Regions from separate parts of the Homo sapiens genome. Here region 2 is linked to region 1. Evidence: chromatin loops called from intact Hi-C (ENCODE). Cell type or tissue: endothelial cell of umbilical vein. All regions are shown on one strand. Links, peaks and the distances in the headings refer to the core of each region. The heading gives the core; the rest is flanking DNA. Region 1 overlaps INCR1 (interferon stimulated noncoding RNA 1). Region 2 has its middle 62 kb from the start of MIR101-2.

Evidence for each region. Hi-C counts contacts between places; a loop is a spot of excess contacts. Peaks named below come from ENCODE experiments on the same cell type or tissue, not always from the same donor. Only the 100,000 strongest peaks of a DNase experiment are listed, where the experiment ranks them.
Region 2: a loop joins it to region 1, with 8 times the contacts of the local background. A loop is called at or near these places in 1 of 110 quality-filtered maps.

Annotation. Positions count from the first base shown.
Region 1 is chr9:5,607,657-5,610,479 of GRCh38, forward strand. All of the region lies in intron 1 of INCR1 (interferon stimulated noncoding RNA 1), which reads right to left. Among named protein-coding and RNA genes, the nearest start is that of RIC1, 20 kb to the right of the region's middle. RefSeq lists an enhancer at 1,368-1,417. In endothelial cell of umbilical vein, for the core only: no CTCF peak of the experiment used is centred there; a DNase peak (open chromatin) is centred at 1,305; H3K4me3 peaks cover 506 bases; H3K27ac peaks cover 504 bases.
Region 2 is chr9:4,910,876-4,913,698 of GRCh38, forward strand. No RefSeq gene overlaps it. Among named protein-coding and RNA genes, the nearest start is that of MIR101-2, 62 kb to the left of the region's middle. In endothelial cell of umbilical vein, for the core only: no CTCF peak of the experiment used is centred there; no DNase peak of the experiment used is centred there.

The sequences.
Region 1 (2,823 bases), core at 107-2,606:
TGAAGAGATTAACAAATTTGACTTTCTATTTTTCAAAATACTCCAAACAAGAATTTGTAGACAAGCGACAAGCCAGTAGTAGATATTTGCTATATATAACTAGTGGTACGCCCATACATGTTTTAAAAACCTAGCTTTGCAGAGATGAAAAAAGCCATGATTTGTTGGGTTTGATTCTTTTCAAGGTGGAAAAGTTTATTTCAAGCCACCAACATGATGTTGCTAAACATGAAGTTAGGAAGACATACACAAAATCTCTCAGACGAGTCTACACAAGCCAGCTCCAGTACACCACTGCATATAACACTAAAGGATTTGTTTCCAGAATGCATGAAGAACTCTTTCTATTTATCAATAATTAAATGACAAACAATGCCACAAAAAAGGGAGGCATGAATAGTCATTTTGCAAAAGAGGAAATATGAATGAAGAAAAAATACATGAAAAGATTCTCTACTTCACAGTGATCATATAAATGTAAATTAAGATTATAATGAGTAAACATATTATACTCTCCTGATGAACTAAAGTTAAGTATTACTGCTGGGTGCAGTGGTGGATGTCTGTAGTCCCAGTTACTTAGGAGGCTGAAGTAGGAGAATCACTTGAGCCCAGGAGTTTGACTCTAACCTGAGCAACATAGTGAGACCCTGTCTCTAAAAAACATTTAAAAAGAAATATTACTATATTAATTTTTCCCAAAGACAGATCAACGGGAACTCTTAAACAATGCTGGTGTGAACATAAATTGGCACAACCACCCTGGAATAGGATTTGGCATTATCTTACAAAGTTAAGTACTGTACATTCTACAATCCAGCAATATGTAAGCTCAGGTATATATTGTAGAGGAATGCTTGCACAAGTGCACCAGAAAATATGAACATGAATATGCACAGTAGCACTTTTTGTTAAAAACATAACAACCCAAATGTAATCAGTCAAGGTTTGTTCATAGAAGTAGAACTACTAAGATAAATTGACAAAACGGATTTAGAGACTTGACTGTATGCAATTGTGGAAGCTGGTTATACTCTCTAGGGGAGGCTGTTGTTTCTGTGTCTAGTGCTGGAGCTGAAGTTCACAGGACCAGTGGTCAGGAGGTAGAGAGCAGGAAGCGAGGACAAACTGGAATCCATGAGGATGGACTGGAATCTGCATTGGTCTCTCACCACCTCCAAACCTCTGGTGGAGGAGGAGTTAAACACACCTCTGACCCAAGAGTTAGAGAAGCTGAAGCATAAGATCCACAGGAGCTGGAGGAGCTATGGACCCTGCACCTACCTCCTGAGTGTTAGGAAATACAGCTAATTTCTTCACTTTCACTTTCCACATCAGGCAGAAAATGTCTCTCCAGGTTCATCTAGTCTATTTTCATATGAGAAGTTTAAGAGGCCCAGAGAAGTGAAGTGACTTGTTACCTAGAAGCCTGTTTTTAAAAAAAAAAAAAGTCTTATGCATCTGAAACTCTTCGTAAGAGAGTGCACGTCAGTATTTTTGATCTAGGTACAGGCTGTCCGAGGGATATTCTTGACTCATGTTCTTTTGCCAGTTGCCTCTGATTATATCACATAAGAGGGCTTAGGCAGCTTTGCAATAATAGTTCTACTAATTATTCTCCAAAGGAAATTCCTCATTCCACTGCAAATAGATGTGATCTTAAGACTGATTTCCCCCAGAATCACTACAATATACTCTTATCTAAATTTGAGCACAGCATCTAAATATTCATTTTATTTAAATGTGAATTGCTGCATTCGAGCTAAGGCCGAGTTCTCCATACGAGATCCAAATTTGGTACCAATTTGGTAACCATAATCCATGGTTACTCTGTGACTACTAATCTGGGGGAAAAAGAAAACACTCTTTGGCAGAAGAGGATAAGTACATTCCTAATTTTCATTTCCAGATTCTTAGCCACTCATCCAGGATGAATGTTAAAACCATTATCAAAACATAGCCTTAGAAATAAAATTGTTAGGGAGATAATAATAACTCTTTGTCAATGAATTTATTTTGAGCAATAATAATACAACAAAGTTCCAGTACTGCGAAAAAGTTTGGCTAATCTCAAGAACATTATAGCATATGCAACTTGAAGTAATTTCTTTATCTAAAAATATTGGGCCAAAAGAAACTAATTAGAGTTTAATGTAATTTTATATTAAGTGTCTTGCTGTGGTTTTAAGATTTTCAGTAATATACTTTATTTTAAATCATCTCAGTGATTTAAAAGAGTAACACTTTTAAATGATAAAAAAATTTTAATCATTTATCATTTTAAATGATAAAAATAAATTTTGAGTGGGAAACCCTTTTCATAAAGAAAAAAGAAAAAAAGAAATTTTTATCATTTTTAGTTTCACAAAATAACAAATTGGAAGGTAATAATGTAAATTTGTAAGCTTTTCGCTGCAAAAAACTGTCATAAAAATCTTTAGATGGTGTGTTTCATTACTGACTTTAAAATAAAATTTAATATAAAAATATAATTCATAGCTAACTTTTTCTGAAATGTGTTTCTTTTTTTACAAAGTGAGATGTATCAGTACTTCTTTCGTTTCTATGCAATAATATTGTCACTCTCCCTTTTCTTTTTTATTAACTGATTTGGACTCTATTTCTAAGATAGCGTATAACAAAATGCCCCCAAAACCCACAACTCACAATTTTATGGATACTCTACCTATTGGGATATATTCCAATATGGTTATCATGTAGAAACCTCAAAAGAGAAAGGCTAACTTCCTCCTGTAAAGGAGTGATCATTACCACCACCAATCAATTGAACAAAGCCACTTCCACACAGTCAATAAGCTGCTT
Region 2 (2,823 bases), core at 160-2,659, 700 kb before region 1:
CATTCCTGAGTCCTGAGAATTGATGTCATTTTATTTTATTTTATTTTATTTTGAGACAGTCTCACTCTCTGTTGCCCAGGCTGGAGTGCAGTGGTGTGATCTTGGCTCACTGCAACCTCTGACCCCTAGGTTCAAACGATACTTGTGCCTCAGCCTTCTGAGTAGCTGGGATTACAGGCGTGAGCCACCACACCCAGCTAAATTTTTTTGTGTGTTTTTAGTAGAGATGGGGTTTCACCATGTTGATCAGGCTGGTCTGTCTTGAACTCTTGACCTTAAATGATCTGCCCGCCTCGGCCTCCCAAAGTGCTGGGTTACAGGCATAAGCCACCGCACCTGGCCTGATGTGATTTTATATTATTATTGGTTATTGCTCATATAGGGAAACTATTGATTTCTGCATTGTCTGTCTTGAATCTTGCCATGTCATTAAATTACTTTATCTGTGCAAACGGGTTTTTAATTTTTGTAAGATTTTTAAAAATTAGATTTTTGCAAATAGTAACAGATTTACAGATTTTTCTTCCAGGGTATTTATCTTTACTTTTCTTGTCTTACATTGACTGTGTACAATGTTGAAAGATAGTGGTGAGAGAATACACATACTTCTTTTGTTTCTCTAACAGAAATGCTTCACCATTAAACGGATGGTTGTTTTAGTTTTCTGATTCTCTTTACCAAATTAAGAAAGTGTCATTTTCTTTAGAGCTTACTGAAGACACTAAAAAAAAATATGTATGGGGCCAGGCGCGGCGGCTAAAGCCTGTAATCCCAGCACTTTGGGAGGCCTAAGCAGGCAGATCTCTTGAGGTCAGGCGTTCGAGATCAGTCTGGCCAACATGGTGAAACCCCGTCTCTACTAAAAATACAAAAATTAGCTGGGCATGGTGGTGCGCGCCTGTAATCCCAGCTACTCAGGAGGCTGAGGCAGGAGAATCGCTTGAACCTGGGGAGTGGAGGCTGCAGTGAGCCAAGATCACACCACTGCACTCCAGCCTGGGCGACAAAGTTAGATCCTGTCTCGAAAAAAAAAAAGTGTGGCTGTTGCATTTTTTAAAAATATGCTGGAAACTGTTGAAGTGATGATATGATTTTCCTTCCTTAGTCTGTTAATGTGGTGAATTATGGTAAAATACACTAATAATATGTTAGGATGTATTTTACTTGGTTACGTTGTATTCTTCTTTTAATACTTTATTGAATTCAATTTGCTAATATCTTATTAAGGATTTTTATGTCTATATTCATAGGTGAGATTTGTCTACAATTTCCTCTCCCCATTGCCCCATTACTGTTTTATCTAGCTCTGGAAAGAGAGCAATACTAGTTTTGTTAACTAGCATGCTCTTTCTCTTTTTCTGTGAGCTGGAACAATTTAAATGACTCTGGAATGATCTGTCCTTTGTAAGTTTGATAGAACAGTTTGAGACTGGTACCTTTTAGGGGTGGAAGATAGATAACATTTTCAATTTAATTTGTAGTTAGTGGCATATTCAGATTTTCTAACTCTTCTTTAATCAATTTTGATAAATCACATTTTTGCTGTAGTAGACATCAGTAATTTTTGCCTGTGTAACAACATCATGTCCCTTAGGAAACTGCCCCTACATTCACAGTGATCCCATGATGGCTGCCACCCAAGGTGATCTGTTGCCTACTTAATTATAGGGATGGAGAAGACAAGATCCGAGGAGGGATAATCAGAATCTTTTCTTGGATTGATATATAGATATCAGAGGGGAAATGTTTCATTTTTCTATTTTGGTTCTTAAACTAGTAAGATGTGAGTTTGTGGCTATAGATGGCTGTGTTTCCCGGACACATGTAGAAAACCTGTCTGAGCTGAGCCAAGAGATGTAGTGGGAAAGAGTGAGAGAATTCTTAAGACACTGATACACTGGACCCAGCCAGGTATGGAGTGAGCACAGCCCTCTGGGCTTCTCAGGTTTTTGAGTCAATGTGTCATTTTTTTTTGCTTCATCTAATTTGAATTGAGTACTTGTTATTTGCATCCAAATCAGTACTAATAAATTTCTTAAATTTTCCAATTTATGTGTAGAAATAATATAGAAAACTCTTTTACAATTTAAAAAATATCTTCTGTAATTGCAGTTAAATCTCCTCTCTTGTTCCTAATATAGTATTATTTGGGAAAACATTTAAACATAGTTTTATTTGGGAAAATAATACTATATTAGGAATAAGAGAGGATATTTCTCTCTTATTCTCTTTCTCTGTTGCTTGATCATAGTTAACCATCCTTTTTGGTTCTTTAAGAACATGGATTTGTTAATCAAGACTTCAGTGATTTTGTAGGTATTTTGTTTTCTTCATTTGGGTTTCTTTTTCCTTCTATCTATTTTTATATGACTTTTCAATTTCATATAGTTTAACCATTTTTATTTTATTTTTGGAGACAGAGTCTCGCTCTGTCACCCACGCTGGAGTGCAGTGGTGCGATCTCGGCTCACTGCAACCTCCTCCTCCTGGGTTCAAGCAACTCTCCTGCCTCAGCCTCTCGAGTAGCTGGGACTACAGGCACACGCCACCACGCCCGGCTAATTTTTTGTATTTTAGTAGAGATGGGGTTTCACCATGTTGCCCAGGCTGGTCTCAAACTCCTGAGCTCAGGCGATCCGCCTGCCTTAGCTTCCCAAAGTGCTAGAATTACAGGCTTGAGCCACCGTGGCTGGCCTCCATTTTTATTTTTATATTACTTTATAGATAAGCATTTTTTAAAATTTTGTGTTTAGTTTATTTCAAAATTTATTATTTCCTAAAACGTACATTCAAGGCTGTAAGTTTTAATGTTCCTCTGCATTC